Regions from separate parts of the Homo sapiens genome. Here region 2 is linked to region 1. Evidence: read pairs that join two places in POLR2A ChIA-PET (ENCODE). Cell type or tissue: PC-9. All regions are shown on one strand. Links, peaks and the distances in the headings refer to the core of each region. The heading gives the core; the rest is flanking DNA.

What was found. Peaks named below come from ENCODE experiments on the same cell type or tissue, not always from the same donor. Only the 100,000 strongest peaks of a DNase experiment are listed, where the experiment ranks them.
Region 2: POLR2A ChIA-PET joins it to region 1 with 5 read pairs; 2 of 35 experiments call an interaction of 5 or more read pairs at or near these places.

What each region holds. Positions count from the first base shown.
Region 1 is chr6:47,460,340-47,476,668 of GRCh38, forward strand. No RefSeq gene overlaps it. Among named protein-coding and RNA genes, the nearest start is that of CD2AP, 9.3 kb to the right of the region's middle. In PC-9, for the core only: no CTCF peak of the experiment used is centred there; no DNase peak of the experiment used is centred there.
Region 2 is chr6:47,272,001-47,288,329 of GRCh38, forward strand. It overlaps TNFRSF21 (TNF receptor superfamily member 21), which reads right to left. Exons shown (of 6, transcript NM_014452.5): 2 at 13,944-14,595; 3 at 11,938-12,432. Among named protein-coding and RNA genes, the nearest start is that of TNFRSF21, 30 kb to the right of the region's middle. RefSeq lists an enhancer at 13,235-14,434. In PC-9, for the core only: no CTCF peak of the experiment used is centred there; a DNase peak (open chromatin) is centred at 6,801; H3K27ac peaks cover 3,801 bases.

The DNA of each region.
Region 1 (16,329 bases), core at 8,539-12,538:
TTGTCCTTTGCTGGATTCAGGTTTCTGGTCATGGGTCAGATCACTCAGTGCCTGAAGCAATTTCTTCCTCCACACCCAATGAATGCTTCAGGGAATCATGCAGGGATAGGTAGATTTCTTTAGGTACATATTTGTATTAATGAGAGCAGCTGGGAGCTGTCTTCCTGGTTCTAGTCAATGATTAACTTTTGAAGGCAGCCTCTTTGTGTGTGTGTGGTGTGTGTGTGTGAGAGAAAGGACTTGTTTTAAGTGTTCCCACACAAAGTTATACATCTGTTTTTCTAATCAATGAATGACCTAACTACAAAGAGTTGAAGCTACCATTGAGCCAATAGTAAAGAATAAAATCCTACCGGCTGGGCGCAGTGGCTCACGCCTGTAATCCCAGCACTTTGGGAGGCCGAGGCAGGTGGATCATCTGAGGTCAGGAGTTCGAGACCAGCCTGACCAACATGGTGAAACCCCCATCTCTACTAAAAATACAAAATTAGCCGGGCATGGTGATGCACACCTATAGTCCCAGCTACTGGGGAGGCTGAGGCAGGGGAATCCCTTGAACCCAGGAGGCGGAGTTTGCAGTGAGCTGAGATTGTGCCACTGCACTCCAGCCTGGGCATCAAGAGCGAAACTGTGTCTCAAACAAACAAACAAACAAACAAACAAAAAGAAAAAAATCCTACCCTCCCAGAAATCTCTTATTGCCATAGAAATCACCAGATGTTTACCAGGATGCTGCACTGTGGTCACCTAGGGGCTGAATACACTGTTTTCTACCTATTCCTTCAGCCTCTGGGAATCCACAGGCCAATTCAATGACATATGCTCAGAGGGGTCAATGATACAATTGCAGTTAGAGCCGTATTCACAATACATTTCTCAGAGAGAAAGCCTCAGTTCATTTCTACTCATTTCTTACTGAGAATTTTCACTTTATACTTCTATGAGAGAGACATTAGTATACATGTTGGCCTGTGGTAAGGCATATTTAGCTGTATATTTAATAAAGGTTCCAAATGTGTTTGGTGATTATTAAACACATGTGCTCAGCAGCATTGCTGCTCTCTTAAATTTCAGTTCCTCATTTCATCTGACTGCTCAGACTCTGCTATTTGAGAGACAATCTCCAACTTTTTTTTTTTTTTTTTTTATGATGGAGTCTTGCTCTGTCACCCAGGCTGGAGTGCAGTGGCGCGATCTCAGTTCACTGAAAGCTCTGACTCCTGGGTTCACACCATTCTCCCGCCTCAGCCTCCCGAGTAGCTGGGACTACAGGCACCTGCCACCACGCCCGGCTGATTTTGTTTTTGTATTTTTAGTAGAGACGGGGTTTCACTGTGTTAGCCAGGATGGTCTCGATCTCCTGACCTTGTGATCCGCCTGCCTCAGCCTCCCAAAATGCTGGGATTACAGGCGTGAGCCACCATGTCTAGCCAACTATTAACCCAAACTCTGCATAAATCAATTCAGTATCTTCCCCAGACAAAACAGTACTTTCTCTGGATTCCCCATTTCTGTCCACATTTCTTTAAATAAATCCTTTTTCTAGGCTCTCAGAATTGCATTATATTTCATTTACTTCTAAAATATTTTCAGTGTAACAGGTTTGATTTTACAAGACTATCCTAGACAACTGTTCCCCTTTTGGCATCATGCCTGCATCCTTGCAAGTGTCAATGGTGGAACTGGGCTTCCTGGCTTCAGGAGTTCAGTCCAAGTGATTAGCCTTATATAAGTGATGGGTAATTGAACGTAAGAATTTATTGCAAAAGTCAGCCTTGTGTGTATCTATTAGTTAATTAGTCACACTAAACTATGAGTGAAAAAGTAGCAAATCAGGGCAAAATGCAGATAAAGAAAAAAATCCAAGTAACAGTAGAGATTATTTTTTAACTGATAAATGATAACAATAAAATAAAACTGAATTTCAGTAATTATCAATTACTGATTCACCTAACTATGATCTTCCTCAAGTGAACCAAATAGAAAACACACTTACTTCAACAAGTAGCAATTGATGAGGTTACTAAACCCTGGTCTGTGGACTACCTGTATCAGAATCATTGGCGATCTTTCTATTTTAGTTTACTTGATTTTGTTTTGCCCTATATTATTTAAAAAATTTCTCAGTTATGAATAACCAAAACATGTGCAAGTTACTGAAGAATGATCAGAGATTCAAAGTTGCTGGCTTTAAGGATAGAGAAAGGGATCGTGAGCCAAAACTCAGTGAACTATATTGAGAGTAAAAATTGAAAAAGAGTTTGGGAAGAATATTGTATCTTTTTTATGCCAATAAATGCTCATAAAGTTTCAAGTAATATGAGGATGAAAAATTGAGATTATATTCTCTGTAACTTGACTTTTTTGTAGAAGTACTAGAAATACTGACATCTGTTGCACTAAAGAAAGTAATGTTTATCAACTATATTTAAATTTTAGTTATCTCTTTCTAATTAAACAATTAATCTTTCTTTCTCTTTTTTTTTTTGAGATGGAGTTTCACTCTTGTTGCCCAGGCAGGAGTGCAATGGTGCGATCTCAGCTCACTGCAAGCTCCGCCTCCTCCGCCTCCTAGGTTCAAGTGATTCTCATGCCTTAGCCTCCCAAGTAGCTGGGATTACAGGCATGCACCACCATACCTGCCTAATTTTTGTATTTTTATTGGGGATGGGGTTTCACAATGTTGGTCAGGCTGGTCTCAAACTCCTGACCTCAGGTGATCCACCCGCCTCAGCCTCTCAAAGTGCTGGGATTAAGGGCGTGAGCCACCGCGCCTGGCCAACAATTAGTCTTTCAAGAAAAAAATCATATTTGGGAATTATTTCTATTGTGTGATGATGTTAAAGGAGAGATGCCAATTCCACCATTTCTACATTTCTTGGGGGAAGAAATTGTTCAAAATCATTATAATAATATCCATGTGAAATTATCTTCATTAAGCCACAGTAAATAAATAAATAAATAATAGAAAATGAAAAAATAAGAAACGAGTGAGAAACACAATATTCTCTTTAATCAAACAACAAAAGACTTTAAAAGAATGCTCTGAGGAGACAATTCCATATATTTTTAAATCTATGGAGACATTGCCCTGGTCGATTTCCTTTGGAAAAGGAGGGAAGCTTAAAAACTTCAATATTACAGGAAAAGATCAATATTACATCAGCACCCTATCCTGACAAGGCCAGTCTAAAAAAGTATCTTGCTAATTCTCTAACTTCTGTCACCACGTGCATATATTTAGCATTGCAAAATATGCATAAAATGACCAAGAAGCAGGCAAGAGTGCTAAGAAATTATTTTTTTCTGCTCTACAATGTCAAACTTAAAAATTCAAATTCTAAAATTTTATTTTATTTTATTTATTTTTCTGAGAAGTGGTCACACTGTCACTCAGGCTGGACTACAATGGCGAGATCATGGCTCACTGCAGCCTCAACTTCCCAGGCTCAAGTGATCTTCCCATCTCAGCCTCTGGAGTAGCTAAGACTACAGGTACACACCACCATGCCCAGCTAATTTTCATACTTTTTGTAGGACAGGATCTTGCCATGTTGCCCAGGCTGATCTCAAACTCCTGGGCTCAAGCAATCCACCTGCCTTGGCCTCCCACAGTGCTGGAATTACAGGCATTAGCCACTGTGTCCAGTCCTAAAATTTTAAATAACTAAATTGAAACAATTTTTAATGAAAAATTCAGATTTATTCTTGTATGCCAGAATTTCAATCTATGACAATCCAGGTCTGACCATGAGTTCTGATGAATATTGGTTGTAATACTCTACCTGTTGGAATTTAGCCAAAATGTGTGTTTGATATGCTTTTAATGCTTAGCCAGGCTTGGGAACCACTCATTTACTGAATATTTACATGTGCCAAATCCTGGGTAATCTGGCAATAGAAAGACAAACATCTGCACAAAGTTACCCAAGATAATTTATTAACTCCATTACCTGGCCTAGAGCTTGTTTTTGATATTGACTCACCCTTTCTTGCAAGGGCAAGGCCTTTTTGTAATTGTAAACATTTAAACCAGTTTATTTTTCGAAGATGAGTAATAAGGATGAGGAGGATGTTTAGCACAATTGCATATTAAAATATTAGGAAACAGTGAAATACAAACACAGGAATAGATAGATCAGAGTCCAGAAATTGATCAATTATATGAATTAAATGTGTGATAAAGGCAGAATTTCAAATCCATAGGAGTAATATGGATTACTATTCTCAAACATTATGAATAGCTAGTCATTGAAGGGAAAACAAAAACAAACCTGAATTCCAATCTTACTCCATGCACACTCAAATAAAATCCATACATGTTACAACTGTAAATGTAAAAAATAAAATTACAATATGACTAGAAGTTTTACAGTTAGTGAAAATTCAGCAAGCTATACACTTAAGACTTATACTTGTGTGATTATACATTATCAGTAAAAAGTTTTAATTTTGATAAAATAATAGGTTATTTTTTAATTTTGGAGGAGAAAAGGCTTTTCAACTTTAATGAAAACTCAAAAAAAAAACCAGAAAAATTGGTAAGTTTAAATTACATGCACGTTTAAACTTTCTAAATGACATAAAAACACCATAAAACATTAAAAAAAACATCAAATTGGGAAAACATACTAGCAAAACTTTTGACAGACTATATCAGGCAGGGTGTAACCAGGAAATGAGAGATCACTCTAAACTCCTGAAACAAAGATAATCTAATAAAGGAATTGTTCTCAGAGGTGATGGAAGAGAAAAGAAGCAAAAAAGGGGTTGATAAGCCCTTTAGAAGTTATCAACAGCAGGTAGCCTCTTTGCCCCTAAACTGGAAGGAAAAAAGGAGGATGTAGTGTTCCCAGTGCCCAGAGCCCTGCTGGAGCCAAAACCAGACAGCCCTCTCTGATGGCAGCAGAAGCCATAGGGAATATGCAGTGGATGTTAGAGATGCTGCTTGAAGTAGAGGATGGGGTGGAGTGCAAACGTCCCAGCTCTTTCCTCCCTCTTGACTTCTGTATTAGTTTCCTAATTGCTGCTATAACAAATTACTACATACTAGCTGACTTGGAGCAACACAGATTTATTTTTTTACAGTTCTAGAGATCAGAAATCTGAAATGCCTCTCACTGGGATAAAAACAAGATGTCAGAACTGCATTTCTTTCCAAGGCTTTAGGGAAGAATCTATTTTCCTTGGCTTTTCCAGTTTCTTGAGGCTACCTTTCCTAGCTCCTCTTTCCTCTATTTTCAAAGGCAGCAATGGCCAGTCAAATCCTTCTCATGCTATCACCTTTTAAGTTCCCTTGTGATTACATCGGTACTACCTGGAAAACCTAGGGTAATCTCATTTTAAGGTCAGCTGATTTGCAAACATAATTCCATCTGTAACTCAATTCTCCTTTGCTATGTAATATGATGTGTTCACAGGTTTCAGGGACTGGGAAGTAGGCATCTTTGAGGGAGCTCTCCTTGTGCCTTCCATACCTTCCAGTCTCTCACCAGTGCCTCTCTTTGTCCAGATTCAACTGGAAGCCAACTGACTGGGAAAGGAGTCTGCAAGGGCCAGTGCTCCACACCCCAACTCTCGTCCCACACAAACCCAGGGGAAAGACAGGAATGGATCTAAGAGCAGATGGGTACCTGGAAAAATAACTAATATCCCTAGAATAAAGAGTTCTTAGAAATCACCGAGAAAATTATAACAAAAAAGACAAATGAGCCAAGGATATGTGCTGGCAGGCTGGCAATTTTTAGGCAAACATATGAAAATAGTATACATATGTAAAGATTCTCAACCTCCGTAATCTAAATTGAAACAACGAGCTATAATTTTTTTGTATCCTATGGGCTAAACTCAAAAGATTGTTAATATCCAGTTTTGATGACAGTATAGACTATTGAAAACAGTAACTGGTGAAACATTTTTGGAAGGCAATTTGGCAAAATATAATCAAAATGTAAATGTTTTTGGCTTTTGATTTAGTAATTCCACTTTTTTTTTTTTTTTTTAAAAGATATTGAGCAAGGCTCTGTCACCCAGGCTGGAGTGCTGTGGCACTATCCTAGTTCCTTGCAGCTTTGAATTCCTGGGCTCAAGCAATCCTCCCACCTCAGCCTCCCAAGTAGATGGAATTACAAGCCACAGGTCACTGATTCTGGCCTGACACAGACTAGACACTTGATGCTTAATTCACTTAACATATGACTTGATCCGTATACAAACCACTGAAGAAGGATTCCTTCAGCTCCTCCACTGACCTCTTTCTCTCTCTCCTCCTCCTCCTCCTTCCTTTTAAACAAAGGAAGAAATCACAGCTCAAGGAGTGAATTGACCTAAGATAGGCTGGAGCCTCAGCTATGGAATTAGCCCTGAATTCTCACAGGCTCTGCTTCTTAATGGTTATGTGACCTTAGGCAAGTTAATTAACTAGTCTCAGCTTCCTGCTCTTTAAATAGGGTGATAATACTACCACTCGTAGCATTGTAATGAAGGTCATGTCAGATGAGGTGTATGAAGTGTCTAGGTCCATGCTTGAGACTTAAAATGGTCAGATGGTGTTAGCTGTTATTGACATTGTTGTCATTGCTAACATTGTCAAACTAGAAATAGTATTACCTCCTTCACTAATTTGTCTTAAGGAGTACATTGAGATTTGTGTACTGTGAGAAAGCTTTGTCACCTTACCATGGTCTCAGTAAGGCCCAACATTATTCTGTGAAAATATATTTGGCAGTGAGGGAGGTAATCAAAGAGGTTACCTTTGTAGCGTTTACAAAACCAGTTAAACTGGATTGATAATCTAAGGATGGTGTTAAAGAGTAAGGAAAGACATAGTGTAAGATAGAGAAAAAGGATAAGAAAGGACAAAGTGAAAAAAGGATGAAGATTACAGCCTAGGAAATGGAAAGGGAAAAATGTAGCCCAAGTGTAACATTGTAAGTCCAAATCAGAGATATAACTATTGAGGGGCAAAAAGAGGGCATGGACCATTTCAAAGAAGCAATTCCACACAGAAGAAGGTTGGCAGAGTGTGCAGGGGACTATTTAGGATGCATCAGTTCCCTGGTTATGAAGTGGAAGTATTGGTATAGGCCTCGGGGGTAAGGAGGTTGAAGTGCACTCTAATTTACTTGATATTTAAATAAATGTGAGACAAGGCAGATGATGGCTGGGGAGGTATGGGGAGACAGGGAGGTTGAGACTTGCTTATGAACCGCATATAGAATGTGATGCAGGTGGCCGGGCGCGGTGGCTCACCCCTGTAATCCCAGCACTTTGGGAGGCCGAGGCGCACGGATCACGAGGTCAGGAGATCCAGACCATCTTGGCTAACACGGTGAAACCCCGTCTCTACTAAAAATACAAAAAATTAGCCGGGCGCGGTGGCGGGCGCCTGTAATCCCAGCTACTCGGGAGGCTGAGGCAGGAGAATGGCATGAACCCGGGAGGCGGAGCTTGCAGTGAGCCGAGATAGCGCCACTGCAGTCCGGCCTGGGAGAAGGAGCGAGACTCCGTCTCTCTAAAAAAAAAAAAAAAAAAAGAGAATGTGATGCAGTTATGGGAGTGTTGAGACCTGGCCTGGAAACCTAAGAACAAAATGTGAATAAGGAATAAGCAGAGAGAAACATCTCGGTGTATGAGACTCTTTTGCTTTGGCAGGCATTTAATTTTGGGCACCAAGATAATGTCAGAACACGTAGCATAAAAGCTCCAGTACCAGATGGGATATAGCCCTTATTGTAATCTGTGCAGTTTAGGAAGTTAGACTGGGATATGAAATAAAATTTCCATTTATTATTTTGGAAATAATGTATGGCTAGGGCCAGGAATAAGTCCTTACTTATCAATAATAACATTGAATGTAAATGTACTAAACTCTCTAATCAAAAGACATAGATAGTGGCTAAATGGATATAAAAAAACAAGACCCAGTGAACTATATCTACAAGAAACATAATTCATGTATAAAGACACACATAGACTGAAAATAAAGGGATGGAAAAAGATATTCCATCCCAAGGGAGCCAAAAAAGAGCAGGAAAAGCTATACTTATACTAGACAAAATAGATTTCAAGACAAAGTCCACAAAAAGAGAAAAAGATGGTCATGATATAATGATAAAAAAGGTGAATTCAGCAAGAGGATATAACAATTGTATATATATATGCACTCAACACTGCAGCATGCAGATATAGAAAGCAAATAATATTAGAGCTAAAGAGAGATAGACCCCAATACAATAATAGCTGGAGATTTCAACACCCAACTTTCAGCATTGGTGAGATCATCCAGACAGAAAATCAACAAAGAAACGTTGAACTTAATCTGGACTATAGGCCAAATGAATCTAATAGATAGTTACAGAATATTTTATCCAACAGCTGAAGAATACACATTCTTCTCTTTAGCACATGGCTTATTCTCAAAAACAGACCATATGTTAAGCCACAAAACAAGTCTTAAAAAATTCAAAAAATTGAAATCATATCAAGTATCTTTTCTGACCACAGTGGAGCAAAACTAGAAATCAATAACAAAAGGAACTTTGGAAACTATACAATCACGTGGAAATTAAACAATATGCTCCTAAATAACCAGTGGGTCAGTAAAAACTCTAAGAAGCAAATTAAAAACTGTCTTGAAACAAATGAAAATGGAAACAAGACATATCAAAATCTATGGGATACAGCAAAAGCAGTACTAAAAGGAACATTTTTACCAATAAGCGCCTACATCAAAAAAGTAGAAAAAATCAAATAAATGATCTAACAATGCATTTTTATAAACTAGAAAAGCAAGAGCAAACCAAACCCAAAATTAGTGAAGAAAAGAAACAATGAAGATCAGAGCGGAGATAAATGAAATTAAAATTTAAAAAAAATGAAAAAAGTTGTTTTCTAAAAAGATAAATTGAGAAACTCTTAGCCAGACTAAGAAAAAAGAGACAAGACCCTGATAAATAAATTCAGAGATGAAAAAGGATACATTACAACTGTTACTGCAGAAATTCAAAGGATCATTAGGGGCTACCATGGGCAACTATATGCCAATAAATTGGAAAACCTAGAAGACTTGGGCAAATTTCTAGACACCTACAACCTACTAAGATTGAAGCTTATGAAATTCAAAACCTGAATAGGGCAATAACAAGTAACAAGATTGAAGCCATAATAAAGAATCTCCCAGCCAAGAAAGTCCAAGATCCAATGTCCTCACTGGTGAATTTCACCAAATATTTAAAGAAGAACGAATACCAATGCTTCTCAAACTATTCCAAAAAATAGAGAAGGAGGGAATACTTCCAAACTTATTCTATAAAACCAATACTATCCTGATACCAAAACCAGACAAGGACACATCAAGAAAAGAAAACTACAGGTCAATATTTCTGATGAATATTCATGTGAAAATCCTCAATAAAATACTAGCAAACAGAATCCAACAGCACATTAAAAACAGCATTCATCATGACCATGTGGGATTTATCCCAGATATGCAAAGATGGTTCAACATAAGTAAATAAATCAATGTGATTCATCATATAAGCAGAATGAAGGACAAAAACTATATGATAATTTTAACTGATGCCTAAAAACCATTTGATAAAATTCAACATTATGATAAAAACCCCCCAAAAAACTGGGTATAGAAGGAACATACCTCAACACCATAAAAGCCATGTATGACAGACTCACAGCTAGTATCATACTGAATGGGGAAAAACTGATGAGAGGAAAAAATGGCCTTTCCTGTAAGATCTGGAACAAGAAAAAGATGTCCACATTCACAACTGTTGTTCAACATGGTGCTGGAAGTTCTATCTACAGCAATCAGGCAAGAGAAGGGAATAAAGGGCACCCGAATTGGAAAGGAAGAAGTCAAATTATCTTTGCATGCAGAAGATATAATTTTATATTTGGAAAAACCTAAAGACGCCACCAAAAAACTATTAGAACTGATAATCAAATTCAGTAAAGTTGCAGGATACAAAATCAACATACAAAAATCAGTAGCATTTCTATATGCCAACAGCAAACAATCTAAAAAAGAAATCAAGAAAGTAATCCCATTTATAATAACTACATATAAAATAATATATTTGGGAATTAACCAAAGAAGTGGAAGTTCTCTACAATCAAAACCATAAAATACTGATGAAAGAAACTGAAGAAGACACACACATACACACACAAACACACACACACACACACAAATAGAAAGATATTCCATGTTCATGGATTGGAAGAATCAATATTGTTAAAATGTCCACACCACCCAAAGTAATGTACAAATTTAATGCAGTTCCTATCAAAACACCAATGACATTCTTCACAGAAATGGAGAAAACAATCATAAAATTAATATGGAACCACAAAAGACCCAGAATATCCAAAGCTATCCTGAGCAAAAAAGAACGAAACTGGAGGCATTACGTTATGCAACTTCAAATTATACTACAGAGCTGTGCTAACCAAAACAGCAGGGTACTGGCATAAAAACAGACACATAGACCAGTGGAACAGAATAGAGAACATAGAAATTAATCCATACATCTACAGTGAACTCATTTTCAACAAAGGTGCCAAGAACATACTTTGGGGAAAGAATGGTTTCTTCAATAAATGGTGCTGGGAAAACTGGATACCCATATGTAGAAGAATGAAACTAGATCCCATCTGTTGTGATACACAAAAATCAAATCAAAATGGAGTAAAGATTTAAATTTCTAAGACCTGAACCTATGAAACTACTAAAAGAAAATATTGGGGGAAACTCTTTAGGACATTGGACTGGGCAAAGATTTCTTGATTAGTACCCTCACAAGCACAGGAAACCAAAGCAAAAGTGGCAAATGGGATTACATCATGTTAAAGAGTGTCTGCACAGCAAAGGAAACAATCAACGAAGTGAAGAGGCAACCTACAGAATGGGAGAAAATATTTGCAAACTATCTGCCTGACAAGGGATAAATAACTACAGTACATAAAGAGCTTAAATAACTCTATAGGAGAAATTTAATAATTTGATTAAAAATGGGCAAAAGATCTGAATAGACATTTCTCAAAAGGAGATATAAAAATGGCAAACAGGAGGCCAGGTGCAGTGGCTCACGCCTGCAACCCCAGCACTTTGGGAGGCCAAGGCAGGCGGATCACCTGAGGTTGGGATTTCGAGACCAGCCTGACCAATGTGAAGAAACCCTGTTTCTACTAAAAATACAAAAATTAGCTGGGCATGGTGGCGCATGCCTGTAATCCCAGCTACTTGGGAGGCTGAGGCAGGAAAATTGGTTGAACCTGGGAGGCGGAGGTTGTGGTGAGCCAAGATTATGCCATTGCACTCCAGCCTGGGCAACAAGAGCAAAACCCCGTCTCAAAAAAAAAAAAAAATGGCAAACAGGTATATGAAAATATGCTCAACATCATTGATCATCAGAGAAATACAAATGAAAACTACAGTGAGATATCATCTCTCCCCAGTTAAAATGGCTTTTATCTAAAAGACAAGTAATAACAAATGCTGGTGAGAATGTGGAGAAAAGAGAACCTTTGTACACTGTTGGTGGGAATGTAAATTAGTATAGCCACTATGGAGAACAGTTTTGGAGGTTCCTCATAAAACTAAAAATAGAACCACCATAATATGATCCAGCAATTCTACTGCTAAGCGTATACCCAAAAGAAAGGAAATCTTATATCAAAGAGATATCTGTCCTCTCATGTTTATTGCAGCACTACTCACAATAGCCAATATTTGGAATCAACCTAAGTGTCCATCAACAGATGAATGGATAAAGAAAATGTGGTACATATACACAATGGAGTACTATTCATTCATAGAAAAGAATGGAATCCTGTCATCTGCAAAAACATGAATGGAACTGGAAGTCATATGTTAAGTGAATTAAGCCAGGAACAGAAAGACAAACTTTGCATGTTCTCACTTATTTGTGGGAGGTAAAAAATTTAAAACAATTGAACTCACAGAGTGTAGAATGATGGTTAGAAGAGGCTGGGCAGGGGTGGGGAGAATGGGAATGGTTAATGGGTGCAAAAATATAGTTAGATAGAATGAGTATGATTAAATAGAATAACAGGGAGAGCACAGTCAACAATAATTTATTACACATCTTAAGATAGCTAAAATAATATAATTGAATTGTTTGCAACACAAAGAATGGATAAATGCTTGAGGTGATGGATATCCCATTTACCCTGATGTGATTATTATGCATTGTATGGCTGTATAAAAATATCTCATGTACCCCATAAATCTATACACCTACTATGTACCCACAAAAATTAAAAATTTCTATAGCATAAAATTTTGCAGAGATTCAAATAAGAATACTACAAATTAATTATTAAATTGAAAATTTCCCCAGTTTATTTGTCTGTGCCATGTTGATTCGAAATGCAGGTTCTCCTCAATAAGGTACATTTTATTTAAATAAGTGCAAGTTGAAATAGTTAGGTATATCTTTGCCTTCTTAGCTGGAAATCACATTCCTTGAAGGCAGAGTTTGTGTTTGCTGCAATGAATCTTTCACAGTGTCCAGCATATGAAATCCCTTGTATCTTATATTAGTTTAAACATTTATTGTATTAGTAAAAAAACATATTTACTAATTATTTGAGGGTAGTGGGTGCTTAATCAATGCTTATTTAACCAAATTTTTTTGTACCTAATTTTTTGTGACTTGTGTGCATTTTTTTTATGACCGTGGATGTAGCTGGAAAAGCAAATCAGTTGCCTACTTAAAATACTTCATTAATTGCCTCTTACTTCTAGAACAAGACGTCAAATTACTTCCCTGGCACACAGTGCTCTCCATATTTGAGTGTGGTCTCAGAGCCTGGCCCCTCAAAGACATCCTAGCCTTTTTTTTTTTTTTTTTTGAGATGGAGTCTTACTCTGCCACCCAGGCTGGAGTGCAGTGGCATGATCTTGGCTCACTGCAACCTCTGCTTCCCGGGTTCAAGTGATTCTCCTGCCTCAGCCTCCCAAGTAGCTGGGATTACAGGCACCCACCACCATGCCTGGCTAATTTTTGTATTTTTAGTAGAGATAGGGTTTCGCCATGTTGACCAGGCTGGTCTTGAACTCCTGACCTCAGGTGATCTGCCCGCCTTGGCCTCCCAAAGTATTGGGATTACAGGCGTGAACTACCACGCCCATCCTGGGCTTTGGATTGTATACCTGCCTATTGTCCTGGCTACCTGACTACCCTTCCTTGTCCTTACTGAGAATTCCAATGTACCCTCGAGAGACTCCCCAATCCTTTCTCTTTTAAGGGCAAGGACTTTATTTCTATCTCTATATTTATCATCCAGAAGCTGCTCATTTGTAATGGGTGATCAGAAAAACATCTGTTGAGTTGAATAAATGTGTACTTGTGACTGGAAATTATTTACATAATACCATGTGTATAATTTAACTGCCTGATATTTGAAAATGCAAATGTATTTGTTATTTGAGATTACTTAAAATATGTGACCCTTCAAAAGGAGCTAGCTTTAATATTTGGGAGGAGTAATGCTTCTTGAAAGATATTCCCTTTAAAGGCCTATGAGTCTCCTATGACTTGCCTATCAAATGCCAGCTTTATGACACTAGCATCTGAATAAAGTGCAAATAACACCATTAAAAAGGTCCTTGCAGTTGGCAAGTGGTGATTCATTTAGATGGGTCATCATGTTTTTAATTAACTCTTTCTTAGTATGCAATAATGAAAAGTGCTTAGAGTGGTCATAGGCCTGAGGACATCCCCCAAGTTGCTAGTCGAGGAACAGTATTTTGTTGCAAGCTGAATGGGCCACCAGTTTGAGCAGGGGGATTTTTCAGCTTCAATGATCTCACAGTATAGGCATTCTGATTGAGGTTATTATTTCCTACAATTGTTTTCTAAAGAATGATTTTTAAAATGCAGATTATACATTGATGTAATTTGGGCTTAAGTTTACAGTAAATTAGCCAGGCCAAAACAAGGTAGCAGTAAGAAAACTTCCCAGGAAACCTAGTACTTTTGAATGAGAATAAAGAAAAAATAATTAGTCACAAGATTTTAGCTAAATGAGTGCTTTAAAAATAATATAATTTAGTTAACACTTATTTTTCTTTAGCATAATCTTCTTGGTTATAATAGTTTTTACCAAAAGGAAAGAAGGCAGATGCTTTTTTAAAATATAGATATCTTCAGATAAATTCCTAAGAAAACTTCAGGAAGAAATCATGGCAGTTTAGCATGAATTACGTTGGTCTGAAATTGTGTCATTCACACAGAACTGTAGTGCTCTCCTTGATATCAGATCAACATGTTTAGTACTTGGCAGAAAAAAAGAAAGTGAATGATTAGAGTGGTGTTAGTCCATTTGTACTGGAATACAAAGAAGAATAAGGACAGATGGACAGAAACAAACCTAATCCAGTATAAAGGTAACAATAAAATAAAGGGAAAAGTAAAAGATAATTTGTTTTTAGATTAAAGGAATTTAAATTTAATATATGTGGTAAGTAGAAATTATCTTCTCACCATATTTTCTCTCATTCAACTAATAATTATTGCCAGGGAACGCAATGTTTTGAGCTGCAGACGGTGGTAGCCATATAAAAACGTATAAAACATACTGCCATACCTTGAAGGCCTCTTATAGCTGAGAAGGTAAGATTTAAAGGATGAAAAGAGCTTAAAGGAATAATTAATAACTAATATTTGCATAGCATTCAAAAGTTTAGAAGGTATTTTTACATACCATTTTGTAAGTTTAAAAGTAAATTGCTAGATTTCATTCTTCTGTTAGAATTTCCTTTGGCTTTGTCTTTGGAAAACAACATTAAATTTGGGATTGCGATTACTTCTTAGATTTACTTCAGTTTTCTCAACCATTCTTAGGGGTTCTATTCCCTGATCCTTCCAATTTCTATGATTTGTCATCTCATCATTACCTCAATGGATAATGCCTCTGAATTTGCAAAGTGAATTTAACTTTTAAACTTGTAAAATACGTACATTAATTATGGCAATAACTGATGCTAGAATTTTTTTTTTTTTTTTTTTTGAGACAGGGTCTCACTCTGTCATCCAGGCTGGGTGGAGTGCAGTGGCAGGATCACAGTTCACTGCAGCCTCGACGGCCCTGGACTCAGGTGATCCTCTCACTTCCGCCTCCCAAGTAGTTGAGACCGCAGGCCTGTGCCACCATACCTGGGCTAATTTTTGTATTTTTTTTTTTTTTTTTTTTGTAGAGATGGAGTCTTGCTATGTTGCCCAGGCTGGTCTCAAACTCCTGGGTTCAAGTGCTCCTCCTCCCTTGGCCTCCCAAATTGCTGGGATTACAAGTGTGAAGATCCTGGAATTTCTAGGACATAAATGATTGTAAATGTTTTATCTTGTTGTCAGATCATGTGACCTGACTTCTCAGAAAATATCTACCTTATCTGTGGCCTCCACTTCCTTATCATTCAATTGATAAAACCTTTAATCTGAATTTTCTATTATATATATATTCTGAATATGTAGTTATATATTATATATTCTATTATATATATTCTGAAATTATATTTTCAAAGATGCCCTTATTATCAAATCTGATAGTCTTTATTCCCCCTTCTGTTTTACTTAACTTCTTTTCCATTCTATTCATTGGCCTTTCTTCTTTAAATATTAAGGATTCTAGAGACCTAGAAATTTAGTCTCTAGAAACTTAAGGGCTCTGGGCCTTGAATTTACTACCTATGTATGTGCTTCCAATAGCTTATATTTTTGTCTCCTTTCATGAATCCTTCTTAGCCCATCACCAGCCTCATTCTTCCAAATCGTAAATGGCCTTCCTTATGGGCTGCTTGAGCCACACACATTTCTTAAAGGCTCAGAAATACTCTGTTTGCATATCCACTTCCATTCCTCAGTTCTAGGACTCCTCCAGACTGAATTATTGCCTTCCCCAAGCTTTCGTTCAACTCATACCTTCTCTTTACAGCTTGCTTTGCCCACAGTAATTTATTTTCCTTTAAATTCTCAAGCATTTGACCCTCACTACCTCATACTGTTAATTAACTTTGTGTTCGTATCTCACCCCCCTAGAAGAATGCAAAATCTCTGAGGATTAGCGCTGTACTTTAGCTTTTTATTTTTTTGCTTGGTAGGGGACAACGAACATAATGCTGAACACATATTTGTTACCTAAAAAAGGCACATGTTCCATGATGTCAATGTAATCTTGTTTAGGTGAGTATATTCAACTTTTTTCTTTTATCCTTTTTGGCTGCTGTTTGTGAGTTTGATCATTCTTGTTATAAAATTACCACATGTAACCTTTTGAGAAGCATTAGAA
Region 2 (16,329 bases), core at 4,832-8,831, 190 kb before region 1:
CCCAGATTCATAAAGCAAGTCCTTAGAGACATACAAACAGACTTAGACTCCCACACAATAATAATGGGAGACTTTAACACCCCATTGTCAGTATTAGACAGATCAACGAAACAGAAGGGTAACAAGGATATCCAGACTTGAACTCAGCTCTACAACAAGCAGACCTAATAGACATCTACAGAACTCTGCACCCCAAATCAACAGAATATACATTCTTCTCAGCACCACATCACACTTTTTCTAAAATTGACCATATAATTGGAAGTAAAGCACTCCTCAGCAAATATAAAAGAACAGAAATCACAACAAACTGTCTCTCAGACCACAGTGCAATTAAATTAGAACTCAGGATTAAGAAACTCACTCAAAACCACACAACTACATGGAAACTGAATAACCTGCCCCTGAATGACTACTGGGTAAATAACAAAATGAAGGCAGAAATAAAGATGTTCTTTGAAACCAATGAGAACAAAGACACAACGTACCAGAATCTCTGGGACACATTTAAAGCAGTGTGTAGAGGGAAATTTATAGCACTAAACACCCACATGAGAAAGCAGGAAAGATCTAAAATCAACACCCTAACATCACAATTAAAAGAACTAGAGAAGCAAGAGCAAACACATTCAAAAGCTAGCAGAAGGCAAGAAAAAAGCAAAATCAGAGCAGAACTGAAAGAGATAAAGACACAAAGAACCCTTCAAAAAATCAATGAATCCAGGAGCTGGTTTTTTGAGAAGATCAATAAAATTGGTAGACCATTAGCAAGACTAATAAAGAAGAAGAGAGAAGAATCAAATTGATGCAATAAAAAATGATAAAAGGGATATCACCACCGATCCCACAGAAATACAAACTACCATCAGAGAATACTATAAACACCTCTATGCAAATAAATTAGAAAATCTAGAAGAAATGGATAGATTCCTGGACACATACACCCTCCTAAGATTAAACCAGGAGGAAGTTGAATCTCTGAATAGACCAATAACAGGCTCTGAAATTGAGGCAATAATTAATAGCCTACCCACCAAAAAATGTCCAGGACCAGATGGATTCACAGCCAAATTCTACCAGAAGTACAAAGAGGAGCTGGTACCATTCCTTCTGAAACTATTCCAATCAACAGAAAAAAAGGGAATCCTCCCTAACTCATTTTATGAGGCCAGCATCATCTTGATACCAAGGCCTGGCAGAGACACAACAAAAAAAGAGAATTTTAGACCAATATCCCTGATGAACATCAATGGGAAAATCCTCAATAAAATACTTGCAAACCAAATCCAGCAGTACATCAAAAAGCTTATTCACCATGATCAAGTCAGCTTCATCCCTGGGATGCAAGGCTGGTTCAACATATGCAAATCAATAAATGTAATCCATCACATAAACAGAACCAACGACAAAAACAACATTATCTCAATAGATGCAGAAAAGGCCTTCGACAAAATTCAACAGCGCTTCATGCTAAAAAATCTCAATAAACTAGGTATTGATGGAATGTATCTCAAAATAATAAGTGCTATTGATGACAAACCCACAGCCAACATCATACTGAATGGGCAAAAACTGGAAACTTTCCCTTTGAAAAATGGCACAAGACAAGGATGCCCTCTCTCACCACTCCTATTCACCATAAAGTTGGAAGTTCTGGCCAGGGCAATCAGGCAAGAGAAAGAAATAAAGGGTATTCAATTACGAAATGAGGAAGTCAAATTGTCCCTGTTTGCAGATGACATGACCATATATTTAGAAAATCCCATCATCTCAGCCCCAAATCTCCTTAAGCTGAGGATATAAAATCAATGTGCAAAAATCACAAGCATTCCTATACACCATTAACAGACAAATGAGAGCCAAATCATGAGTGAACTTCCATTCACAATTGCTATAAAGAAAATAAAATACCTAGGAATCCAACTTACAAGGGATGTGAGGGACCTCTTCAAGGAGAACTACAAACACTGCTCAACGAAATAAGAGGACACAAATAACTGGAAGAATATTCCATGCTCATGGATAGGAAGAATGAATATTGTGAAAATGGCCATACTGCCCAAAGTAATTTATAGATTCAATGCCATCCCCATCAAGCTACCAATGATTTTCTTCACGGAATTGGAAAAAACTACTTTAAAGTTCATATGGGACCAAAAAAAGGGCCTGCATTGCCAAGACAATCCTAAGCAAAAAGAACAAAGCTGGAGGCATCACGCTACCTGACTTCAAACTATACTACAAGGCTATAGTAACCAAAATAGCATGGTACTGGTACCAAAACAGATATATAGACCAATGGAACAGAACACAGGCCTCAGAAATAACACCACACACATCTATAACCACCTGATCTTTGACAAACCTGACAAAAACAAGAAATGGGGAAAGGATTCCCTATTTAATAAATGGTGTTGGGAAAACTGGCTAGCCACATGTAGAAAGCTGAAACTGGATCCCTTCCTTACACCTTATACAAAAATTAATTCAACATGGATTAAAGATTTAATGTTAGACCTAAAACCATAAAAACTCTAGAAGAAAACCTAGGCAATACCATTCAGGACATAGGCATGGGCAAGGACTTCATGACTAAAACACCAAAAGCAATGGCAACAAAAGCCAAAATTGACAAATGGGATCTAATTAAACTAAAGAGCTTCTGCACAGCAAAAGAAACTATCATCAGAGTGAACAGGCAGCCTACGGAATGGGAGAAAATTTTTGCAGTCTACCCATCAGACAAAGGGCTAATAACCAGAATCTACAAAGAACTGAAACAAATTTACAAGAAAAAAACAAACAACCCCATCAAAAAGTGGGCAAAGGATATGAACAGACACTTCTCAAAAGAAGACATCTATGCAGCCAACAGACACATGAAAAAATGCTCATCATCACTGGTCATCAGAGAAATGCAAATCAAAACCACAATGAGATACCATCTTACTCCAGTTAGAATGGCAATCATTAAAAAGTCAGGAAACAACAGATACTGGAGAGGATGTGGAGAAATAGGAATGCTTTTATGTTCCTATATTCCCACTCCTAATGTGGGAGTGTAAATTAGTTCAACCATTGTGGAAGACAGTGTGGCGATTCCTCAAGGATCTAGAACTAGAATTATCATTTGACCCAGCAATCCCATTACTGGTTATACACCCAAAGGATTATAAATCATGCTACTATAAAGATACATGCACACATATGTTTATTGCAGCACTATTCACAATAGCAAAGACCTGGAAAAAACCCAAATGTCCATCAATGATAGACTGGATTAAAAAAATGTGGCACATATACACCATGGAATACTATGCAGCCATAAAAAAGATGAGTTCATGTCCTTTACAGGGACATGGATGAAGTTGGAAACCATCATTCTCAGCAAACTATCACAAGGACAGAAAACCAAACACCGCATGTTCTCACTCATAGGTGGGAACTGAACAACGAGATTACTTGGACACAGGGTGGGGAACATCACCCACCGGGGCCTGTTGGGGGGTGGCGGACTCGGGGAAGGATAGCATTAGCAGAAATACCTAATGTAAATGATGAGTTGATAGGTGCAGCAAACCAACATGGCACATGTATACCTATGTATCAAATCTGCATGTTGTGCACATGTACCCTAGTGCTTAAAGTGTAATTTTAAAAAAAGAAAAAAAAATGTCTCACATTCTCCCTAAAAGCACACAGAGTTATTACACATTCTCTTGGTTTTCCCCCAACCCTGTGACCTAATTTAAATAGAAATTTTCACTAACCTGCCCTCACACGTTCAAAAGCCTGGGGGAAAGCTCTTTCATGTTGCAGTGAGCACACAATCCTTCAGTGGCATGAGGTTGGCATTGAGCCTGGCCTCTTCCCTCTGACTGGCAGCGCAGTGTTCTCCACCCTACAGCACATTGCAGGACCCCTCAGGCCAGTGTTTTTCCTGATAGACACCAGGAAGACAGTAGGCACACTCAGGTAAGGCACAGATAAATTGTCACACTGATCAAAATCTGGTGGCCCTTCTGTGATGGGTTCAAGTCTCCTGATTTTACAAAGAAAGATGAGATCCAAAGAGAGAAAGTGCCTTGCCTGAGATCATCCAGCCTTTTAGTAGCTGAATGGATTTGAACCTGAGCTCTCCCAGACCCCCTCCTCTCTTCTCTATGGCTCCAGTTTGGCAAAGAGATGAGTTGTAGCAGGTACATGGCAGGTACACCTGTGAGGTGGACCCATACATAAGATGGAGTCTCCTGGTGAAAGCCGACATCTGTTAGGAGATGGAGGAAGCATAGAACAATTTTTAAGAGAAAATACAAGGACAGCTGCCACCTTTTTTGCTCCCACTCATAGCTGATGGTTCTCCTTTGTTACTTACCCCTTCAGCAGACTTAGAAATAGTTACTGCTAGAGGAAAAACTGAGCTCGAACTGTTGAAATTCGAGAAAGCCTCCAAGAATCAAACTGTTTATCCAAGCTGTGCAAGCCAGCAGAAGGTGAAAGAGAAGAAGCTGCTAAGAGATGACAAGTCTATGGCATAGACCAGATGCTGGTAGGCGACAACCTGCAGGACAAACCACCTGTTCTTGCAAATAAAGCTTTGTTGGAACACAGCCACACCCATAATTTACATGGTGTCTCTGGCCACTTTCACACTACTACACTTTCAAACAGAGTGGAGTAGTTGCAGCCTATAATCCTAAAATATCTCCTAGATTCTCTTAAAATATCTCCTAACTTGCTGACCCATGGTATAGATAGCTTAGGGAAAATATTGTTTTGGACAGCATAGATTTATATCCAAGTCTAAAGCCACTGAAGAGTCTTGCTTGATGATCTCAGAGGCTCTGCCCATTTGAGAGAGCACTGCCTACATGTGTAAATTAATTAAGCTAATAATCATATCTGGTATGGAGGGAAACCCATCTTCCTAATAAGCTCCTTTAAGGTGGCAGTGTTGCTCCTACCTAAGTACAGTTTTTTTGGTTTTGTTTTGTTTTGTTTTGTTTTTTTGAGATGGAGTTTTTCTCTTGTTGCCCAGGCTGAAGTACAGTGGCACGATCTTGGCTCACTGCAACCTCTGCCTCCTGAGTTCCAGTGATTCCCCAGCCTCAGCCTCCTGAGTACCTGGGATTACAGGCGCCCGCCACCACGCCTGGTTAATTTTATATTTTTAGTAGAGACAGAGTTTCGCCAAGTTGGCCAGGCTGGTCTTGAACTACTGACCTCAAATGATCGGCCTGCCTCGGCCTCCAAAGTGCTGGGATTACAGGCGTGAGCCACTGCGCCCAACCCCTAAGTATAGTATTTTAAAGGAGAATGTTTCTTTCTTGCTAGTGGTCATTTCTGTGACTTAATCGGGAAACAAACTGAGACTGCCAGAGAGGAAGGAGGTGATGATGTCAGTGGTGAGGATGATGATGATCCATCCTCTGCATCATCTCCAGCGTTTGCACCCTCGTCCTCATCACTGCTATCACTTGTGAACTGTGGACCATGTGGCCAGCAATGTCCCAAGCACTGGGCACACACTCATGTATGTAATCCTCACTACAGCCTGTGTACTATTAGTATCCCTGTATTACACATGAAGAAACTAAAGCACAGAGTGGTTAAGTAACTTGCCCTGGCTCACGCAGCTGGTAAGCAAAGGGAAACCAGACTCCAGAGTCTTTGTTCCTAACTGCATATTCTAATGCATTTTTTAAAATTTTCTAACATTATAAACAGAGGCCCAGAGAAGTAAAAGGTTTTAACTGAGAGTCCATGACTAGGAAATGGCAAATCCAGAATTTTAGAACCCAGGTTTATGAATTTCTAGTCTATGATGCTTCTTTCTTACCCAAAAGCTTCATCTCCTGTGCCTCCCTCACTCCCACTTCAGCCCAACCACATTACTCCTACAAGCATCTCATGCTTGTCTGCTAACGCCACGCACAAGGTTAATCCATTTCCACACTAGTTAAACACGAGCACCTAAGCATTTACGAAGCTGCCTTGGCCTTTGAATTAGCAGGGTTCTCTCTCTTGGCATCACCCTGCTCTCCAGTGTCCATGGGCTGATGTGTTTCACTTTGAAATAAGCAAATCAGATGAGGGATGTCAGCAATCTTTTCCTAGTCAGTTTTTGCATATTTTAAAGCAGTGCTATTATGGAAGCTTCCTTTAGCTCTGAAAAATAATTCTTACCATCTATGGCAATTTAGTATAAAGAACCCACCTGAAGGTCTCTATGTTTAAATCCCTAACACCAACATCAGTATAAATCAACAAGAAAAAAACCAATCCAATGTCTTTAAAACAATCTGGCCTTTAAAAGCATATGTAGATTACTTAGTTTATGGATGCTTTACACCAGTGCTATCCAAGAGAACTTTGTATGATGATGGCAATGTCCTTTATCTGTCCTATCCAATATGGTAACCACAAGCTATGTGCGGCTACTGAGTACTTAAGATGTGGCTGGTGCAACTGAGGAACTGAATTTTTAACTTCAGTTAATCTTAGTTTTAAATTAAATAGCTCATGAGGCTAGTGGTTACCATATGTGCTAGCTCAGCTCTGGACCACCCCTCCTCAAGCCCTATTCCAGGCACAGGGGACATACAGTAAGACCCAATGTCTTCTCTCTAAGAACTTAGAAGCTATGTGGGGAGACAAACCACATAGCCACAAAGAGTTAAACAGTGACAGATGGCGAGAGCTAAAGGAATGAAGAAATTGCATCTTAGAATCCAGTTCTACAGAATAAGACCTTTGCCCTTTTGCTGTAGAGGATACAAAACAATCTGCTTGAGAAATAATGCCTGCCCCAACTGATTTCGTAATCCCTGTTGCAGTTGATTTAAAGGAGATGCTGCCTATCTATGGCATGTGCCTCAGGTAACTACGTGAAGTGGGATCACTGTCTCTATCAAATGCTTACTACAGTGTCTCCTCAAGGCAGAGCAGAGAAACTGAGCAGGTTTAAACGAGGTATACCCAATTCCTTTGTCTCTCACCTTTTTTCCCTCACTTTTCTTCACAGTCTGAAGGAAAAAGGAAATATGATCCAAGCCAGAAACTGCCGATGTTTTGTTCCTATTGTCACTTTGCAGAGCTTCTTCATCCATAAGTACTTTCAGGGCAATTCCTACTCCTCACCTGCTTTTCAAACTTCCCCTCTAAATTTCTAGGCCCACTAGTTGCTGAGAACAAGACTTCCTACTTTTTGCAAATAGTTAAAGAGGGAGGAAGAATGGGGGAGAGAAGGATAATAGGAAAGTAGGGAAGGGAGGAAGGAGAGGAAGAAAGAAGGAAAAGGGAAATAGTAACGGCACAAATTAGAAACTGCAATGAGCAAACAGCAATTGGTTTCTGTTCTCAGCTACCCTGTTTTTCAATTGGGACTGGAATACAGTTTTGTAGCCTCCATAGCTCTAAGGAAATGAACAAAGTGGCTGTTTGCAGATCATTGGTGACTTTTCTCAGTGCAATGTATGGCCAATTGTATAGGGATTAAATTCTACTATCTTTACTTTTGTTCTTTTGTGACAAAACAGATCAAATAAAAAAATGTTTTCCACGTAACCTCTCAATTAATGTGAATCCACATAAATCCTTAATTTTTAATTAAATTGAAATTTTTGGACCCTCCCCCTCCACTTACCCCATTACATTGAGGTTATACAACAAAAAGAAATACATTTTCAGAAAACGATAAAAGCATGACAAATTGAGTATTAACAATATTCTTATCTGGCTGACACTTCAACCTCTTAACTATATTTTTATATGTAAACATTCTGAAGATACTTCCAATTCCTGTTGCTGAAATAGATACATTACGTGAAATCACAGTCCAGTCCCCAAACATATACCAACATTTACCAAACATAAAATTGCTCTGACTTCAGAAAGGAAGAAAGAGTACAAAATACCACAGCACCTTTATTCTTCCATCTCCTAGCCATGCGAGGCCTCCTCTTATGTTTCCAATACTAGGACTCCATGAAAGTAGGATTGTAGCTTTCTGGAGTTCAGCTTTAAAAACTATAAGTCCATGGTAGACAAAGATGGATGAGTAGAGCTGAATAATAAAAGAGGTTTTTGTTCGCAAGAAAGACAGAAACCAATGGCCTAGCTTCAAAGTTTGGAGGATGTATATGGCATCCAGGAGCATGGCTTGTTCTACTGAGGGTAGGCAGGGATAAGTGAGGTTTTAGAAGACCTCTGATAGAAAACAACCCAAGGCTAAGCCATTTCCCTCCCACCTTATCCTCATGAACAATTCAGTGTGAAATAGACAAGGACCAGGAAAAGATCTTATTATACGGGATTATCTGCTGGCCAGAACTCAATGCAATCAGACCAACAAAGCCCTGTTTCTAGAGGCCTCTCTGAGCACCTGGAATAGCTTTACTAAACAGAACCTCTCTTTGTAATAGGATTTTACCCGGTTGCATGTTTGAGACTAGCAATTTGGAAAGAAAAGACTTTCCTTAGAAAAACACCTTAAATATAAATATCCCAATGCAAAAATCTGAGGAACAAGCCTAAACTATTGGAAGAGATAGTTATGCCTCAATGAAACTACTGTAATTTAGTTTGAAAAGCATATTGCTGTGGTACTGCTTTCACAGACGAGTAGGATCAGGCTTTGTTTGATTTGGCACTTCCATTATTTTTACAAAATAGGATATTGTTTTAAGGACACAGGCATAGTAGTTTATAAGGTTACCATGGTCATAAGAACGTCTAAGGTCATTATATTAAATTGCTTTCTGCTGCTGGACCAGTTTTTACTCTACAACTTGCTGTGTTCTCAAGAATTTTAAAAACCAGACTGCAAAAGAGAGTTTAAAAATGTAGCTGACCATAATCTATAAATGCAACTACTAAAGGAATGGAGTTGCTTTTGTAATAAAGTGAATAATGAGAGGACAGTTCCAGATATTTAATTATCTATCAGGATGTTCACATGGTTTTCTACTAATTGGGTAAATCTGCAACAGAACAAATATCCTGACTAGGCACTTACAGGGCAGTTTAATGCAATTCTGATCCTAGACTGGATCCTACACTAGAGAAAAAAAAGTATATTATCTACCAAGGGCCTTATTGGGTCAACATACAATATTGGCAAATGAAAGGCAAAGGATTGTAACCCTGCTAAATTTATTAAGGTTGAAAACTGTAGTATGTTTTCTGAAGAGAACAGTCTTATTGTCAGGAAATACATGCTAAAGTATCAGGGGATAAAAGGCCATAAAATAATTAAGAAAAATTATTTTTTCCATGTATGTATGTGTATATATGCACATAATTATATATTATATATTACATGTTATATAATATATAATAAGCTATTCTATAATACATATTTTACAATATAAAATCTATATGTGATTTTTTTTTTTTTTGAGATGAAGTCTCACTCTGTGGCCCAGGCCGGAGTGCAGCGGCACGATCCTGGCTCACTGCAACCTCCGCCTCCCAGGTTCAAGTGATTCTCCTGCCCTAGCCTCCCGAAAAACTGGGACTATAGGCGTGTGCCACCATACCTGGCTAATTACTGTATTTTTAGTAGATACGAGGTTTCGCCATGTTGGCCAGGCGGGTCTCAAACTCCTGACCTCAGTTGATCTGCATGCCTCGGCCTCCCAAAGTGCTGGGATTACAGGCATGAGCCACCACGCCTGGGCCAATAGGTGTATTTTTTACGTAGAGAGAGCAAATGACAAAGCAAAAGAGCAATATGTTAATAATAGATAAATGTGGGCACAGGTATGTAGGTATTCTTTGTACTGTTGCTGCAACTTTTCAAAAGTTTGGAATTATGTACAAATAAAAAGATTTTTTTTTTTTTAATTAAAAAGAAGGGGGAATTGAAGCTTTCCCCAGACAGGCTTCCAGTAAATAGTTGTCTTATTCAAGTTTATGCAGGCTTAGTCTGATAAGACCCAAATAGGATGTTTGCCTCTGCCCGACTTTCACTTGACTTTTGACCATCTACATCATAGGTGTCCAATCTTTTGGCTTCCCTGAGCCACACTGGAAGAAGAATCGTCTTGGGCCACATAAAATACACCAATAATAGCTGATAAGCTAAAAAAACAAACAAAAAACGCTGGGCAAGGTGGCTCACACCTGTAATCCCAGCACTTTGGGAGGCCGAGGCGGGCGGATCACCTGAGGTTGGGAGTTCAAGACCAGCCTGACCAACATGGAGAAACCCCATCTCTAGTAAAAATACAAAATTAGCTGGGCATGGTGGTACATGCCTGTAATCCCAGCTACTCAGGAGGCTGAGGCAGGAGAATCGCTTGAACCTGGGAGGTGAAGTTGTGGTGAGCTGAGATCACACCATTGCACTCCAGCCTGAGCAACAAGAGCTAAATTCTGTCTCAAAAAAAAAATAAAAAAAAAAAACCCTCAGAAAGTTTATGAATTTGTGTCGGGCTGCATTCAAAGCCAAAGCTGTCCTGGGTCATGGGATGGACAAACTTGATTTACACAAATCAATAAGGGGAAGCAAAATGAGTTGCAAGACTTTTTTAACTTTTTCTAAACGTTTCGTTATAGAAGTGGCATGTACTTAGTACAGACAACTTGGGGAAAGTACAGAAAACTAATAAAGAAAAAAGAAACCCACACATAAATCCCACCACACTGGGGAAAAAAAATTGTCACTTTGGCATATTTCCATTCAGTCTTATTCTCAAGTTTAATGAGAGTTGGGATTATATTCTACAAAGTATGTAGTTTGGTGTTTGTTTTTTTCCTTTAACCTAGTATAAACACTTTCCTGGCTAAAATCAAAAACTTCATAAAATCTTGAATGTCAACATAATATTCCATTCTATGAATATACCATAATTTACTTAGTTTTTCCCTAAAACTGTCCTTCTGTTATTTTCAATTTCTATGAGACATGATGTTGGGTTAAAAGTTTAAGATCTTTGTGCTTATATCTTTGTTTCAGTGTTTCTGATTATACCTTTATGATATATTCACAAGAATGGAATTGCCACGCCAAATGGTATAAATATTTGTAAGACCCCAAAAAGCCAAACTGCTTTTTAGAAAAATAGATATACCCCTTTCTCTTTGAGGGGAGAGGACACACCTGAATGGGGTTATCAAAACTGGGCTGAAGTTTCATTTAGGATTTAAAGAAAGAGAAGTTACTGCACAGTCTGAAAACTGCAGTCTTCAGATCAAACTTAGCTCTGGGACAAGTTCTATAAGCTATTTTTTGCCCTCAAAAGAGGAAAGGCCAAAATATTCCAGCCTGTATTCAACACATGCTGACTACCAGGAAAGAGATGTAATGCTGAGGCTCAGATGATGACCGACATATTATGCTTCTGGGGTCTACAATCCAAAAGACCATCCTACCCTCCTGATAGACATGGGATCCTAAAATTTAAGTGGGGAAAATATATATGTGACGAAATTGTTAGGAATCTAAAAGCAAGGTTCTGACTGAAAATGGCAAACTTATGACAAGTTGGGTTTTGTCCCCTTCATTTGCTTCACAGCCTAATCGTATAGCAAAAGCAAGTGCTCCAACAGTCAGGAGTCTCGTCCCATCTGTCCTCAAAAACAACTAGCCTCTTGTTTGGATCAATGTTGCCAAACCTCTCTAAACTCAAATTTCTCATTTGTTAAATGACAAGGTCAAACAAAGTCCCTAGGAGTCAATCAGGTCTCTGATTCCACAACATTCTTCTGTTTTAAAGGTACCAGGGGAAAAGGAGGAAGAGAGATTATTCTCTCTGAATGCATTACTTCTAATGAGACGGTCAATCTCTTTTTCTATAACACGACTAGATCAAGTAGTGTTTGGTCTACAAAGGAGATTCCACAAACTACGCATTCCCATTCCTTCAGAAAACAGGGACTAGGGAAAAAGTGGTAGAGAGATCTGTGAGCAAGGAGAGAAGAGAGAAGGCTCACCATGGCCATTGCAGTAGTAGATCCATTTCTCCCGGTTCTGGGTTGGAGTCATGGATTTCTTCAGCCCTGCCTTTTCCACAATGGCACTGGGATCCTGCCGGGGCCCCTTTTTCAGAGTCCTCGAGCTTTTCCGGATACTGCACACCACAATCACCACAAGCACCAGCAGCAGGAAAAGCACAATCATCCAGGGCAAATGCTCATTGATGTCAAAATGCTTGTGTAGGTTCTGTCTAGGATGTCCCCTCTTGGGGCCCTTGATGGGCGTGCTGGACTTCTCGCCCCCAGTGGCCTCCATGGACGGCAGCAGCTTCAGGATGTGTCTGTGGTGGGGGCCTTGCTGGTGGTTGACTACCTGAAGGTTTGGGAGGGTCTTGTTCACGTCTTCCTTCCCCCTTGCTGAGCTTGTGTTGTCAGGGACTGTCCCTTCCTGGATGCTACTCAGTACCTTTGGTCTAACAGAGGCAGAAGAGTTGGATTCTGTTGAGTTCATGCCTAGAAAAAAGAGTAAGGAGGGGGGAAGAGCTTTTCCATATTTGGGGATCTATACATTCCCTCCTTTCCCTGGTCATCTCCAAGCTAGGCCAGATAATCAAAGATAAGATGACCCTTGGGGCTTAAGAATAAATTGTGTTGCACATTTTCATAAAGACCCTAATGGCACCTTCATGTGGAAGGCAAAAATGGAACTGAACCACTAAACTCACATTCTTACACCAAAACCAAGGGCAACCTTAAGGATCCAACAGCTGAGCTTGACAGCAGCTTCTCCTGTACTTCACATATTGAGCAGGCACATATATGTGCAGAGATCTAATCAATTCTTATTTTGAGTTTTCAGAGAACCAGTTCAAATTTAATTATTTTGTCCATCCTCCTTCTCCCACCTTTTGACTATTTTATGATGCAGTGGTAAAACTGAGAATATGACTAAGATAAAAAAAAGAATTCAAATGCAAATTTGACTGGTGAAAGACTTGGTAGGACAGGTCAGCAAATAAGAGCATCTGTTATCAAAAGATTAAACAAGATTTGGGCTGGCAGCTTAGCAGACTTCTCTCAGAGAAGCCTCCATAAGTAATTTTCATTAAGAAGTATGAGAGATGGGAATTTTGAGTCCCAAGAGACAGGACTTGGCCTAAGCAAAGCTAGAGTGGCCATCTGAGCTCTTGGAGGCTGTTTCTTCATTTCAACTGGCAATTGTAAGATGGCTGTCTTCACAGGCTTATCATGAAGGCTAAATGTAATCATGCATGAGAGGACACTAGGAGGAACAACTCAAGTTGGTCATCATCTCATGAAAATTACATTAAATCAAAAAGGATTTGAAAATAAAGGATAAATTTTATATTCTGCTTGAGGTTCTGATGGAAAACTTGAATAATTGATATAAGGAGTAAAGTTAAAATCATTTGGAAAAAATAAAGTTATTATTTTCCAGACATGAGTGCTAGTTACCTTCAATCTGATACAAATTTGCTTATTTCCTGAGCTTCTAACTTTCCTACCCATTCTTTGCCCCACCTGGATTCAAAATTCATCTCTCGCTTCCGGATGTAATGGTATTTTCTTCCTTTCTCCCTCTTCTCTGCTCCTGGCTATGTCTACCTGGGACTGACTCCATGTTGGAAAACTTTTGATCTGGAAGGAACCTTAAACATCTAAATTATTCATTTGTTTGACAAGTTTGAAACTGAGGCCTGAAGAGGTTAAGTAACTTACATAAGGTCACACGCTGTCCTTGTTTCTCTTGGTTCATATTTTATAGCTTGATGTGACCTAGTTTTTAGATATCTGATCTCCCCTAACAGAAAAATTCTGAGTCTACATGTTTCTATTAAGTCCAAAAAAGCCAGATTTAATTAGCCACCATATGAAGGCCTCTCTCCAAGGGGTGACTTTGGAATACACGAAATGGAGAAAACATCTTTGGTATAAGCCCACTCTTGGTACCTCCACTGGGCTCAAAGCCTTCCTCAAATAAATAATTCATGAGGTTAAGTTACCTTTGGGAACATAAGTGGAGGAAGGGACTTCATGGGTTTCCATGTGCTCAGGGCGTGGAAAGATGGCTGTGCCAGGGGAAGGTGAGGTGGAGCTGGAGAAGGACGGGAGTGTGCCACAGACGTTGTCTGTCTCCTTGGTCCCCGGCTTGATCACCACCAGGTTCTGACTCAGACAGTCTGTGTATGCTTTGCATTTCATCACACTAGAAGGCACATCTGAGAAGGTACCCCGAGCACACTGCTTACACCGCACATCCTCAGTCTCTGTCCCTTTCTTCCGCACACCCCAACCCACAGGACACACCGTATGGGGGGCACAGGTAGCGTTAGACTGGAACATGCCAGGTGGGCAAGTGCATTCTCGGTCAGTCAAGGCAGCACAAGGTAATTTCTCAATCATTGGCCATGGGCATGGCTGACTACAGTCATGGCATTTCTCTATGCCATTCTCATGCCTGGTAAAGGTCCCCACAGGGCAACTGCTGCAGACGCGCAGGCTTGTGTTGGTACAATGCTCAGAGACATAGGTTCCTGCTGGACACTTGTCACAGGTTAGCACCTGGCCGGTGGCACGGTCAACATGGCGGTATGTGCCAATGAGATTCGAGGCCTTCTGTTCTGGCTGAGCTGTGGTGGTGCTAAGGAATCCAAGCTGAAAGAAACAGAAGGGGAGGGAAAGGAACAAAAACCAAGAAGATGTTACATAGGAGCAGAGCAGAAAAAGGGCCAACAATTCCAGCACCACCATCATCATTCCTGTTAAAGATCCGACCAGGACTGCATCCTCTTGACAGCATGCTGCAACACAGTAGAACGAGAGAAACGAAGACTTGGATCCCACCCTACAGCTTGATCTACTGGCTGTGATGCTTTGGTTTCACTGCCTGACCTTTGCCTCAGCTTCCTTTTTTTCCATTTGTAAAATGAAACTGACAATGCATCTCAAATTGATTATAAAAATCAGTTGAGAATATGTATGTGAAAACACTTTGTAGCTGAGATTTAAAATGTTATATATGGCTGGGCGCACTGGCTCACACCTGTAATTTTTGCATTTGCAAAATTTGCAATTTGCAAAATTTGCCTTACATCACATCTGTAATTTTTGCACACCTGCATTTTTAGAGGCTAAGGCACGCAGATCACCTGAGGTCAGGTGTTCGAGACCAGCCTGGCTGACATGGTAAAACCCCATCTCTACGAAAAATAAGAAATTAACTAGGCTTGGTGGTGCATGCCTGTAATCCCAGCTACTCAGGAGACTGAGGCATGATAATCGCTTGAACCCAGGAGGTGGAGGTTGCAATGAGCCAAGATCAAACCATTGCACTCCAGCCTGGGTGACAAGAGTGAAACTCTTTCTCAAAAAAAAAAAAAAAAAAAAAAAAAAAGAAAAGAAAAATTGTATACTAGTCAAAATCCAAATGCAACAGGAAAATAACTTGCTGACTTTTTAACATTGGGTATTTTATTCATTTAAGGATAAGGGAGCTAATTAAAAAAAAAACTTGCCCTGTTCTTGTCTTTAGAAGATGTATTTTAATAAAAAATGTACTCTTTCTATTTAAGAATTATTTATCACAGATTTGTAAAATACTTTGTTTAGCTTAGTTCTATACTATAAAACTGAAATGGTAACTAAACCTGTAAGAAATCAGTTGAAATTTACATTTCAAATTTATACACATATTTTGTGGCTCAAGTCATGTATGCTACTCTTATAACTGACAAAGGGGTTGTGGACAGAATATGTAAAGGACTCCTAGAAAATCAACACAAGATAAAAATGGGTGAAAAACTTGAGCAGGCATTTTATAAAAGTGAATATTCAAATAGCCAATAAAGGACAAAAACGTAAAACTTCATTATTAATTAAGGAAATGCATATTAAAACCATATTGAAATAGTACTATATACTCCAGAATGGCTAAAGTTAAAAAGACTATCTGATAAAATTAAGTCTTGGTGAGTATGAGAAGCAACTGGAATTCTCATACATTTCTGATAAAGGCATAAATTGCAACACACACTTTGAAAGCTGGTTGGTACTCTTTACAGAAGTTGAAAATGTATACGCTATGACCCAGAAATCCTACTCCTAGTATATACACACATGCCTAATGGAAATGTGTATATATGTGCACCAGAAGGTATGCAACAACGCTTATAGCAAAACTATTTAAAACATTCCCAAGGTGGAAACAGCACACGTTTGTTGGCAGAAAGGATAAATAATTGTCATTTGGTCATATAATGCATTATACAACAATGAAAATGAACTAATACAGCTCCACATAGTAACATGGATAAATCTTACAAACGTAATGTTGAGTAAAGGAAGTCAGGCACAAAATGTACACATTGTATCATTCCAACTGCTTGTTTG